Regions from separate parts of the Homo sapiens genome. Here region 1 is linked to region 2. A link is a contact called in ENCODE Hi-C or POLR2A ChIA-PET data. All regions are on one chromosome and are shown on one strand. The core of a region is the stretch at or near the end of the contact, and the rest is flanking DNA. Distances in the headings are between cores, read along the strand shown.

Region 1 (6,534 bases), core at 1,236-3,735, 970 kb after region 2:
AATATAGCAGGTAAAAATCTAACTAATGAAACAGCATTTCTTTTCCAAGAAATCTTTGCCATTGCTTCTGTGTTAGTAATGAGAAAGAGGGGAGAGGAAGAAAGAGGAGGATGAAGAGAGGAAGAAGGAAAAGAAAGAAGCTCTATCCAGCCAAATAAGTGAACCAGAGGTAAAAAGACATAATTTATCACAAATTATGCCTGCTGATTGAACTATGTTTTATTTTGCTGTTTAGCCTAATAAAATGTCCTTGGTATGTGTCAGTCTTTCTAAAGTAGGCTAAGATAATTGTTCGTATTAGGAGCTGCAAGCAATTTAAAAAATGACATGCACCACTTCTAGTGATTCAAAGAGAAAAGAATTATCATGAACAATTACACTCTCCATTCATGTCATGACCTCACCTGGTTTTTGAGGTTGACATTAGCATTTCTTCTTAAAAGGAAGGAAACGATTCTCACATGCCCTCGCCTGCAAGCACAGATCAGGGGCGTGTCTCCATTAAAGCCATCTTGAACGTTGGCATAGCTGCTGTCTTCTTTCACCCACCGCCACACTTGTCCAAAGTCATTCTGATAGGCTGCTTGGCAGATGGGCTGGGTCGGGAAAAACAAAAGCAGGTTTTGAAATACTGGCATAATTAAACCACAAAAACGAAAAAAAAGTCATAACCCAATACATTAAAATTTAAATGTTTTAAAATTGTAATATATTGCTTTGCAGGTGAGATTTTTTGGTCTCAGTTATGCCTAGCTTTAAGTCTAGATCAAGAATTAGCCCATGAGGAACCTCCTACATTTTCCTAAGTTTTCTTGGCACACACTTATGTCCATCAAATGGATGAATAAATAAATGAAATACTACAAATTCAACTCAGTAAGGAAACTATGTATAGTGCTTACAGGTAGGTGGGCCTGTCGGAAAAGCATTCATTTTCTTTACTAAAGATAAAATACCTTTATCTTTATCTTTACTAAAGACAAAATACCTTTATCTTTATCTTTACTAAAGACAAAATACCTTTATCTTTATCTTTACTAAAGATAAAATATCTTTATCTTTAGTAAAGACAAAATGTCTTTATCTTTATCTTTACTAAAGATAAAATGTCTTTATCTTTATCTTTACTAAAGATAAAATAGAAAACAAGCATATGGGGAGGAGTTTAGGGCAGTACTAGTGATGAAATAAGACCTACATAGCACCCTGTATTCAAGGAGCTCAACAGAGCAGAAAAGACAGTTTTTTAGGCAAATAATATACAAATTATATGGTTAACTACACTTGATTAGATGCTGTTTATAAAAAGCATTATACAGAGCTTCACAAGGCACCATGGGAGTTTAATAGCAAGACTTCAGGTAGCATGATCTTGTCCTCTTTCCCTCCTCTGCTCCAGCCTTTCTCGACTTCTGTTCTTCAAAGTTTGGTTGAACCAAACCATGTTTGGTACCTTCCATCTGGGCTTCTGCCCTGAATACTCTCTCTGCATAAAACACACCACCTGCCTTTCTTCTGAATAACACCTAGCTCACCCTTCATGTCATAATTTAATTTTCATTTTATCCAAGAAGTCTTTTCTTACTCCCAACATTCAGTATCTCTCCCTCACAGCAACTGACATACTGTAATTCTTTTCTTAATTATGTACAATCATGTATTTAGGGCTAGCATGAATCAGGAGAGGTTTGAGGCAGTGCTGAGAAGGAAGGCACTGAAGTTCAGGCCGTAAACCCCATTTTATTTACTGCTATTTCTCCAGCATTCAACACAGCACTCAGCACATGGGAGGCAAACACTGAATATTTTTAGACTAATCTTCAGATGATGTCTTTTAAAAAGCATTTAGAGTAATACCTGGCATATGGATGGTGCTTAGTGTATGAAAGTTATCATTATTGCAATTGTCATTCTTTAATAATCAAGTCAAATCCCTGCTGTGTGCCAGTCACAGGTACCAGAGAATAAAATATGTTATCTTATCCATGTAAAATGTATCTGTCAAGTGGGGAAATAGGACAGAGACACACATACACAGAGTAAATGACAAGAAAAAAATTTTTTGGTATGGGTAGGTACATAAGCACCTGTGGAAACTGGGACGTATCAAGGGGAAAGTCAAGTGGGTGTATTTGCTAATAAACTGAGGTTCTAACATAGCCAAATATCACAATAAGTGAACTATGTTATACTCTTAAACCTAAAGGCCTACTCATGAAAGAAACATCCTAACAGAAAATTAACTCAGCAGCAATTAAAGGCAAACTTCTGTACCTTAAAAATGAAATGAACATGATACATGGGCTTTAAGTTTCACTAGAAATGCACAATTTCACAAATCACCTATTCTGTTATCCTGAAGTCTTCCCTTTACTAAGCTTTCCAACAGTTGGGCACTTCAGTGTCTCAGCATACTGTGTGGCTGATGCAGAAAGGACTGGGGCAGTTGAAACACTTGTCTCATGTCAGAAAAACAGGATGTAATTGTGGCTCTGTTACTACCTCCCCCGGTGACTGTGGACAATTCACTTCCCTACTGTATCTCAGTGTCCTCAGTCATTAAATGAAGGAGTAAGGCAGAAGTTCCCTTGGGTTTTCATATTCGATTATTTCTGGGACTCTAGTCTCAACCAACAAATCTTCCACATCACTGCTGGAGTCCAGGGTTATGTCAACACAATAGTGCTTAAATAAAACCTTCAGTGACTTGCCATTGTCCTAGCAGCAATGCCCAGTCATTTGGAGTTCAAAAATAAGTAAAACAAAACTAAATGCAACAAGACAGTGTTAAGTCACCAACTCTTAATTTTTCAATTAAATGTATTTAAAACAATACTATTATTTCATAAAAGATATTTTAACAAATACAAAGATAAATGAAGGGTATTTTAACAAAATATGTAAGAATATAATCACCAGGGGGAAAGCAGTTCTTTATATTGGGTAGATTTAGTTAGCTTTATAGAAAAATTCATTTTATTGTCCTTTTAAAAGATTTTACCATAAACTAGTGAAAATTTAATAATGGAGTGATTAGCAGTGAGCACTACTCATCAAGCATTTGGAAATTGGTGGTCTACCATGAATAGCTTGGAAACAAGTGGCTTTAGAGCTCTTTTTCTCTTTTCTCAAATATTTAAATAACTTAACAACATTTAAAAAACTAGAATATTTCATGTATTAATCTGGCTTTCCAGCTTCTCTTTAAAAATGGAAAGTTTTGGCTGGGCGCGATGGCTTACGCCTGTAATCCTAGCACTTTGGGAGGCCGAGGTGGGTGGATCACCTGAGGTCAGGAGTTCGAGATCAGCCTGGCCAACATGGAGAAACCCCATCCCTATTAAAAATACAAAAATAAAAAAATTAGCAGGGCATGGTGTCTGGTGCCTATAATCCCAGCTACTCTGGAGGCTGAGACAGGAGAATCGCTTGATTCGGCAGTGAGCCGAAATCGCGCCACTTCATTCCAGCCTGGGCGACACAGCGAAACTCTGCCTCAAAAAAAGAAAAAAAAAGAAAGAAAAAAAAGAGAAAGTTTTGCTAACACTGGGCCCATATTCCTGTAGGATACCAAATAACTGGTGCTTAGTGGCAGTGACTCCAATTCTCCACAGTCCCCACCACTCGCCATCACATTACACTGGTTCTCTTCACTCATCTATGTTACCTGCCTGGTAACATAGACCTCCAGGAGCTCTCTGCTTAGGCTTCTCAAAGTCTTTACTAAGAGCTAACTAAAAAGAAGAAGAGGAAAAGATGGGGAGTTGTTCTGCAAGAGTCACTCAGTGCTTTTGAGGGCTTTCTCAACCCCATTTGAGCAATATTATGTAAAATACTAACCCTATCTTTAGTCTTTCTTAGGCTTCCTAGATCCAAGACACAGAGTTACCAGGAAGCTAAGTGTCTTCCTTCTCGGCTGAGATGCACAAGTACAGTCATACTTCACTTCACAACAGGGATACGTTCTGAGAAATGTGTTGTTAGGTGATTTTGTCATTGTGGGAACATCACAGAGTTTACTTACACAAACCTAGATGGTAGAGCCTATTACTAATATGGTATAGCCTGTGGCTTCTAGGCTAAAAACCTATACAGCATGTTACTGTACAGAATACTATAGGCAGTTGTAACACAATTGTAAGTATTTGTGCATCTAAACATAGGTGAACATATAAAAATATACAGTAAAAATATAGCGTAAAAGATAAAATGGTACACCTGTATAGGGCAGCTCCATTATAATCTTATAGGAACACTGCTGTATATGCTGTTCATTGCTGATCGTGACATCATGTGGTGCATGACTATAATTTAATGTGAGAGTCGCACTAACGCTGAAGACTCCATGCTGTTATGAACTTGCGGTTTCCACTAGGGGGCAGCGCAGCGTAAGAAAAGCACTGACAGCGGGCAGAAGGGAAGTCCAATAGAAAGTGCTGGTTCACAAGCCAGGTATGAAAAAGAGAAGAGGTTGTCCATTTGGGTTGCTGGAAAAGCTATCATAAACCCCTTTTAACCCCTTAAGCTCTGTAATTTGGGGGCACCCTGGGTGTAGAAGAAACACACTTGGGAAATTATTATAATAACTCTATCCCCTAATAGTCTCAGAACCCTTCTGTCCATCCTCACTGCTAAAGTACTGCTTCAGATCTTCATCATTCTCACCAAGACTATTGCACACAATTCTTTCAATCTCACGTGTTCCATATGCCGTTTTTACAACTTCATCTCCTACCACTGTCTTATCCACACCCTTGATCTAAATAAAGGTATGTGTGTTATTAACAGCCATCTCCCCAGCTAGACTGTAAGCTATATAAGGGCACTGTGACTACATGAGGCTACATTTTGTCTGTACTGATTCATCATTGTACCCCCATAACATAGTGCCTGGCACATGGTAGGCATTCAATATGTACTTAGTGAGTAAATAAGAGAAGGAAGAAATTATAAGATGAGCTAACAGTTATTGAGTAGCTCAGTTATTCTATATTAATCCTCACAACAACCCTCTAAAGTAGTATTAATATACCTGTTTTGCACAGATGAAACTAAGGGAAATTGTTTTCCTTGCCCAAAGTGACATAGTTCACAACTGGCATGGCCAAGAGTCAAATCAAGGGGAATGACTGCAGAATGCGTACATTCTATCTCCAATCACTTTAGTCTTAAAAATCAGCCTTCAAAATGTCTTCTGGCTACAAGACTTCGCATTTGATATTTGTGTCCAAAATTAAGCTACAGTCTGTATTCGGGATATTGATCTGTCCACTTGTGGCACTGACTTGCTGGTTATACTGGTTATACATCCAGACTCCTTCTCCAACCTGACCTAGAATCAGCAATATCCACCAAGAGATAAGAAGTGTCATCAGAGAGTCTGCAGAAGAAACAGAAAAACGTTAAGACTCAAAGGCAAAGAAGTGAAAGTTTCAAGAAGGAAGACAAAGATCATTGAATGTGATCATTAGCAGCCATGCAGAGGCCAATTTTCATACAGTGATGGGGCTGAAGGAAGAATACAGAGGCCTGAGCACATTGTCTATGAAGAATTAGAGGATGCAATTGGAGAGGAATTGTAGTCAGTTTGGCAGTGAAAAAGCTGTTAGGGAAAGCTAGAGACTTCAAAGAGGGGGGTAGCAGTGTCCAGCCAACGTTCCACACGTTTGTAGGCAAAGTGGTGTCATCAAGTGGTTACAAATCCAGGCTCTGGAAACAAACTCTCTGGGTTCCAATCTCAACTCTGCGACTTAACAGCTATGTTATTTGGACAAGTTACCTAGACTCTTCATGCTAAGTTTCCTTCTGCTTTTGATAATCATGCCTTCTTTATAAGTTTCAGAAAGAATTAAATGTAACTGTGCAGATGAAGCACTTAGCTCAGATCTGAGTCACAGTAAACCCTCAATTAATGTTAGCTACTCTTATAATTATTAAAGCATAAGGAGCCAATGAAGATGGACAGGAGTGGTTATGAGAGGGTAGATAATTGATCAAAGAGAGTGAAGAGATGATAGGATAGAGAGCATTAAGATGGAAACATTAGTCTCCTACATAGAAGGAAAATTCTGGCTCTAAGGCCAAAGCAAGGGAGAAAAGAGAGCTACATGGATGGAAAGAAGTTTAGACTGACTGAAATTTTTGCCAGAAAGTCAGAGGTTTGATCTTCATTCATTATACTACTATATATTTGTCATAAATAAATAGATACATCTAGATAACTAATATGGTTTGGCTGTGTCTCCACCCAAATCTCATCTTGAATTGTAGCTCCTATAATTCCCACATGTCATGGGAGGGACCCAGTGGGAAGTAATTGAATCATAGGGGTGGGTCTTTCCCATGCTGTTCTCATGATAGTGAATAAGTCTCACTAGATCTGATAGTTTTATACAGGGGAGTTCCCCTACACAAGCTCTCTTTTGCCAGCTGCCATGATTGACTTTGCTCCTCATTTGCCTTTTGCCAGATTGTGAGGCCTTCTCAGCCATGAGGAATTGTGAGTCAATTAAACTTCTTCCTTTATAAATTACC
Region 2 (6,761 bases), core at 106-2,605:
AGTTCCCCAACTAGGGACACACGTGACCTCCTTCGGAAAGTAGTTCCGACTGTGGCCCGTGTATCCTTCCACCTCCTTTTGAACCCTCCTAGGTCTCCTCGCCCCGCCCACTCGCTGGGCTGCAGCTTCCTACCGTTCCGTACTTTCCACTCAACCCGGTAACCCCAAACGTGCACGGTCCGGCCGGGGCGCGCGGAGCCTGGCCCCGGGCGATCCATCCTGCCGGGTTTTCACGGCGGCCAAGGGGGGGCGGGGCTAGGTGGTCTCTGAGAACCGAGCTTGACTCCGACGCCGCGAACCGACCTGGAGCCCGAGGGGAAAGATGCTCGACTCTCTTGGGGGCACCGGAGCGGGCGCAGGAGAGGCCTGCGGGGTGCGTCCCACTCACAGGGATCCTCTTTCAGTTCATTTAGATAGGTGCCCTTTGGGCCCTTGAAATTCAACGGCTATGTGTTCACGTTCAGCACGCTCGGCTGAGAGCTTTCATTTTTAGGGCAAACGAGCCGAGTTACCGGGGAAGCGAGAGGTGGGGCGCTGCAAGGGAGCCGGATGAGGTGATACACGCTGGCGACACAATAGCAGGTTGCTCTTTGTGCTAAGACTGACACCATGAGGACACAGATTTGGGGGAAGGGGGAATCTCTAGGCAAAGGCTGTTACAGTCAAATCTCTGCGAACGATTGTGATCCGACAGCGGTGCAAAAGGAAAGAGCGAATGCAGTCCACGCCGCGGAAATCTAGGGGTAGAGGCAAGGGGGGAGGGTATTCCCCTTGCAGGGACCGTCCCTGCATTTCCCTCTACACTGAGCAGCGTGGTCACCTGGTCCTTTTCACCTGTGCACAGGTAACCTCAGACTCGAGTCAGTGACACTGCTCAACGCACCCATCTCAGCTTTCATCATCAGTCCTCCACCCCCGCCCCACAACAGCCTACCCTGCCTCCGGCTGGGTTTCTGGGCAGAGGCCGAGGCTTAGCTCGTTATCCTCGCCTCGCGTTGCTGCAAAAGCCGCAGCAAGTGCAGCTGCAGGCTGGCGGCTGGGAACCGGCCCGAGCAAGCCCCAGGCAGCTACACTGGGCATGCTCAGTAGAGCCTGCGGCTTGGGGACTCTGCGCTCGCACCCAGAGCTACCGCTCTGCCCCCTCCTACCGCCCCCTGCCCTGCCCTGCCCTCCCCTCGCCCGGCGCGGTCCCGTCCGCCTCTCGCTCGCCTCCCGCCTCCCCTCGGTCTTCCGAGGCGCCCGGGCTCCCGGCGCGGCGGCGGAGGGGGCGGGCAGGCCGGCGGGCGGTGATGTGGCGGGACTCTTTATGCGCTGCGGCAGGATACGCGCTCGGCGCTGGGACGCGACTGCGCTCAGTTCTCTCCTCTCGGAAGCTGCAGCCATGATGGAAGTTTGAGAGTTGAGCCGCTGTGAGGCGAGGCCGGGCTCAGGCGAGGGAGATGAGAGACGGCGGCGGCCGCGGCCCGGAGCCCCTCTCAGCGCCTGTGAGCAGCCGCGGGGGCAGCGCCCTCGGGGAGCCGGCCGGCCTGCGGCGGCGGCAGCGGCGGCGTTTCTCGCCTCCTCTTCGTCTTTTCTAACCGTGCAGCCTCTTCCTCGGCTTCTCCTGAAAGGGAAGGTGGAAGCCGTGGGCTCGGGCGGGAGCCGGCTGAGGCGCGGCGGCGGCGGCGGCACCTCCCGCTCCTGGAGCGGGGGGGAGAAGCGGCGGCGGCGGCGGCCGCGGCGGCTGCAGCTCCAGGGAGGGGGTCTGAGTCGCCTGTCACCATTTCCAGGGCTGGGAACGCCGGAGAGTTGGTCTCTCCCCTTCTACTGCCTCCAACACGGCGGCGGCGGCGGCTGGCACATCCAGGGACCCGGGCCGGTTTTAAACCTCCCGTGCGCCGCCGCCGCACCCCCCGTGGCCCGGGCTCCGGAGGCCGCCGGCGGAGGCAGCCGTTCGGAGGATTATTCGTCTTCTCCCCATTCCGCTGCCGCCGCTGCCAGGCCTCTGGCTGCTGAGGAGAAGCAGGCCCAGTCGCTGCAACCATCCAGCAGCCGCCGCAGCAGCCATTACCCGGCTGCGGTCCAGAGCCAAGCGGCGGCAGAGCGAGGGGCATCAGCTACCGCCAAGTCCAGAGCCATTTCCATCCTGCAGAAGAAGCCCCGCCACCAGCAGCTTCTGCCATCTCTCTCCTCCTTTTTCTTCAGCCACAGGCTCCCAGACATGACAGCCATCATCAAAGAGATCGTTAGCAGAAACAAAAGGAGATATCAAGAGGATGGATTCGACTTAGACTTGACCTGTATCCATTTCTGCGGCTGCTCCTCTTTACCTTTCTGTCACTCTCTTAGAACGTGGGAGTAGACGGATGCGAAAATGTCCGTAGTTTGGGTGACTATAACATTTAACCCTGGTCAGGTTGCTAGGTCATATATTTTGTGTTTCCTTTCTGTGTATTCAACCTAGGGTGTGTTTGGCTAGACGGAACTCTTGCCTGGTTGCAAGTGTCAAGCCACCGATTGCTTTCTTAGGCTATCTATATGGTCTCTTCCTGAGGGCTATTGTCCGTTAATACAGAATACAGTACACTGTTAGTGGATTAGCGAGCTCGGTAATCCGGTCTCCTAAATGAACAAAAAAGTAGACGCTTTTTGAGGTTGAGCATATTTCGATTAAATCTTGGCTTAGGCCCTAGATCAAGGGTTTAGATCAGAATAAAATGAAAATTAGTGTTGCACGTACGCATATTGCATCAGAATCTTGCAGTGATTGTTTTAGTTTCCTGAGTTGCATTGATAGATTCTTTTAAAATATGACTGATTTGCATAACTTTAGAAGCAGAATCATTTTCAGTATATATGGTGCACATTGAGGGCAAAAAGTAGTTTTGTTAATGTTTAAACTTAAGTTACCTACAACTTTGAACTGTATGTAGAAGTTTTGTAGTTTGAAGTCAATAGTGCCATAATATACCTTATAAGGCGTTCTTACTAGATCTTTGTTATATTTACCTTTTTCTCTCCCTATGGGGTGATGTAGGATAGTGCTTGAAATTTGCACTTCAGTAGCATTTAATGTTCAGTGCTCTTGTCATAAACATAGAATGGATATTGAGTAGTTTCTGATCCCAGATGGTAATGTGTAGGTTCAAGGGTATTGTGTGTAGCAAGTGAAGATTGCAGAAATAAAACTTCAGTTCATGCTTGAAATTTAAGTATTGTTGTGATGCCAGAATTGCTGCTCACCGTTTTTAGGTTTCAGGTCCTCTGACACCTTTTGGTATCGTTAATTTTACTGATTTGTGTAGAATGTCAGTTGTATTTTACCAGCTAATATCTAGAAATGCTGGCAAGAGGGGTTTACTCCAGCTTTAGATTGTAGGTATGTTAGCTTTTTTCATACAGTGTATTAAATTTACTGAGTCAGCTTGCTGAATAAGACAGAAGCCCAAGAATTTTAACAGTGTGTAGCTTTAGTTGTCTAAAAGTTAGGCCTTCGGGCTTCAAAAGTTAGTGGTCATCGAAAAGCATTAATCTTTGCAGTTTCAGGTACAACACATTGGTTTTGATTAGGGATGGGGATGGGGCCCTCTTTTTGCAGAATGGGGAAAGTATTGACAGGAATTGAGAGCTATTGGTAGGCCAGTGTATAAGGTATGTGAAAACAGAATTAAGTTATTGGTCTGAAGTGACTGAAGCATTTAGGCTCTATCAAGGCCTAAAATTTGGTAATATGAGTTTGGTAATGCGAATTGTGGCAGTGGACAATATTTAGTTAAAATTATGTAATTGCATAAGTACTAGCACAGTATTTTTAATAAAAGTTATTTCTTAGCAAATGTCAGTTGCATTTTGTCTAAAGGTAGAGTGACACTACAGTGTCTATATGTCCTGCTAAAAATTGTGGGGAATATTTTTTTTTAAGACAGCGTTTATATCGGGAGAGGTTTTATTCCGTTGGATTATGTTAGCTGCATATAAATGTGCACAGTTAATTTTGCCCAAGTTTTTGTTTTGAAATGAATGTAAAACTTACTGAAGAAGTAGCTTCCCAAAATTTAGTTTTCTGTTAAGCCAAAAATATTATTTTAAAAGAGTATTTGCAAATTTTGAAGTTGACATTAATTGAGAATGTTACTAAGGCTAAACTGGACCCGCTTGCCCAGAAGATAATTATGGAAAAATTCTTTTGTGACTTCCAAAGCAGTCTACTATTAGCATGAATTACTGACAGTCATCCAAATATATAGGAACAAAAAATTAAATGTTTATGTAACTTTGAAAAAAAAGCCTTTGAAGAAAATAATTGAATGCTGTCTGGGAGACAGATTTCTTTCAGCACTTAAAGTACATAACACACTACTTTTACTTTTCCCACTTGATTTTAAATTATCAGGGTTATTAAGACCTTAAAATTATTTTACCAGGTTTTTACATGTGAGCTGTGACATGACTGGCATTTTCTTTGATTTCAGCGTATGTTGGTCTCTACACATGAAATTTGTGTGACTTAAAACTTTCTCTAAAACTGTACTTTTAGTTATGATATGCATAGAAAGCAGTATCAAATATTGCGTCAAATGACTAATAACACTTAATTTCTAGAGTTGTGGTTTTATTGAGCCAAAAGTTGATATGAAAAAAAGTCAGTAAGGAAAGTCAGTGAAGTGCTTGCTTTTTTGATAATTGCACTCCCAATAATTTTGATATTCCAACGTACTTGGTTTGCTTGTTTTCACGTTAATGTTTTCTGTTTATTGGAGTGGGAAGGCATTAAAATTGTCATTGAAGACTTTGTCTTTGACATGTTGTAGTATTTATTTCAGTAACTAACCTGTGAAAAGTTAAATTCCTTTATGAAAGTAGTGATTGGAGTATTTTTATCTGATAAAGAAAGATTAATAATGAAGCCATTTCTCCGAGGAAAATTGAGGACAATAATTCAGTTTTAAAATATTATCGCAAAATTAAATTATTCTAAAAATTTGTTAGTAGGGTTATATGCTTAATATTAGTCTGAAATATAGTGCTGAATTTGAGACTATAGAAAAATTAAGTGTATTTAGGGTATGTGGAAACGTTAGGCTTCTGTTGTATTTTTATTGTTTGGTAGATTTGCCTCTTTTCAAATAAATGTTCACAGGGAATACTTTTAACTTGTAGAGAGTACAGTGACTATTGAAGTTACCTAAATTACCTCAAGGTAAGTGATTACTGAAATTAATCATGAGGGTTTTAAAAAGTATTCTATTCACAACATTTATTTTACATTGTTTTGTATCTGCTAAGTTATATTTCCTGAAAAACATGACTGGACCACCTAATTGCTGTATGATAACTTACAAACTTCATTTTTCATAGTGCTTATTCAAGTGTAAAGCACAACTGAAAGGAGTAATGTACAGTTTATATGAGGAAAAAGGAATTTTATTGCTGCCAGTGTAAAAGTTTGCACAGCAGTATAGTCATCAATGCAGATTTACATTGCTTATAATATACTAAGTAAATACTAAATGATTAAAGATAATAAAATATGGTGAGGTATAACCACCTTCATTTTAAACTTAGTTTTAGAAGATAGTAAAGAAAGATTCCTTTATTACCTTTTTAGAATTTTATTTTTAATAACATGGGAAAGGCAACTGGTGATATTTTAATTTTTGTATGGAACAGTGCATCTGCTTTCTCATAGCCACATAAAATACATAAACTTCTTAGTGTTATGAAATGGCTTACTTTTTGGAAGTGAAGAAGTCTTCAATTCTTATTTTCTAATGTTATTTTGAAATTTGCCTCCATTTGCTGTTTGTTCATTTGGTGATAGCGCAACACTTAAAAAAATATTTTAAGCCGCTTCTGAAGTAATCACTTCAGTGACTTTTAATGGAGGAGTATTTGTTATGGGAAATTCACTTCACAAAGTTTTAACATTAATTCACTTGAAGTAAACGTGCTATTTTTAAATTTTCATCTCAATCTTTTAAGTAAGACGAAAGCTTAGGAAATCACTTTTATTATTGATATTGTGTGTGACTTCAGAGTTTGTAAAGAGAATTGTAGAAGTGTTGCATGCATATGACAATTTTCTGCTTAATTGAAATGTGAGGCCTCTGCCATACTACAAGGATTTAGCTTCCAGAAAATGTAATATTAACATAGCTTAAGAAATGTATTTTTTTTTTTCTGTAGAAACCGTTGGGTTAAACAAACAGTTCAGAAGTTTTATTACATGGAACCCATTAGTTCTTAATCTTGTTACCTTTTTCTTCATTTTTTCTGTTAAACTTGATTTTCACAGTCAGCATTGAAGAATTCATCTTGTGGCCTGAATTCATTAAGAAAAGATGTTAGGATTTGTTCTGAAGATAGTGACTTAGGAAATTTGTGAGACTGGGGTCAGTCAGTTCTGTTTTACAATTGCTTTCTATTTGGTAGCTTTGAAATTAATTTAGTTGCTTATCAGAGAGAATAATGTTGAGGTTAGACTAACCTTAAATTGGTAAGGCTTTGCTGAGCAAACTGATAACTGTAAGTCTTTTATAGGGTGCATTACTGCCACATATACGTTCTTCCATAGGTGGTTAAAAGTATATTGGTCTGTGTTTGGTGATTCTCTTTGTACATATTGAGTATATGCATTCACTAATGTAAAATAATTTGCCAAGAAAGGTGAAATTAGTATATTGTACTTGACTATTCACCTTTCCCTTAGTTTTTTGAATTTTTTTCATTGGTTGCAGAGGAAGTATTAGCAATTTAATTCTTTTAAAATAATTTGCACTGGA

Evidence for each region. A loop is a pair of places that touch in the nucleus more often than their neighbours do. ChIA-PET counts read pairs that join two places held with the same protein, here RNA polymerase II (POLR2A). Pooled maps may share reads with other maps.
Region 1: a loop to region 2 is called in a map of naive thymus-derived CD4-positive, alpha-beta T cell, with 2.2 times the contacts of the local background. The contact joins the enhancer-like site here to the promoter of PTEN in region 2. A Hi-C loop is called at or near these places in 3 of 168 maps with a recorded cell type or tissue (CD4-positive, alpha-beta memory T cell and naive thymus-derived CD4-positive, alpha-beta T cell) and 12 of 50 pooled maps. POLR2A ChIA-PET finds 5 or more read pairs at or near these places in 1 of 52 experiments (OCI-LY7).

The regions. Positions count from the first base shown.
Region 1 is chr10:88,831,431-88,837,964 of GRCh38, forward strand. It overlaps ANKRD22 (ankyrin repeat domain 22), which reads right to left. Exons shown (of 6, transcript NM_144590.3): 2 at 405-596. Among named protein-coding and RNA genes, the nearest start is that of ANKRD22, 17 kb to the right of the region's middle. RefSeq lists an enhancer at 4,520-4,669. Within about 2 kb of position 2,486, at least 3 of the 41 ENCODE cell types and tissues checked have a DNase peak (open chromatin) inside an H3K27ac peak, as active enhancers do.
Region 2 is chr10:87,862,270-87,869,030 of GRCh38, forward strand. PTEN (phosphatase and tensin homolog) reads left to right here and starts at 1,356. Exons shown (of 9, transcript NM_000314.8): 1 at 1,356-2,279. The coding sequence starts at 2,201. It overlaps KLLN (killin, p53 regulated DNA replication inhibitor), which reads right to left and starts at 1,264. Exons shown (of 1, transcript NM_001126049.2): 1 at 1-1,264. The coding sequence starts at 218. It overlaps MLDHR (mitochondrial lactate dehydrogenase regulator), which reads left to right and starts at 1,290. Exons shown (of 1, transcript NM_001433720.1): 1 at 1,290-1,385. The coding sequence starts at 1,290. The coding sequence ends at 1,385. RefSeq lists enhancers at 1-80, 331-510 and silencers at 1,111-1,420, 1,511-1,650.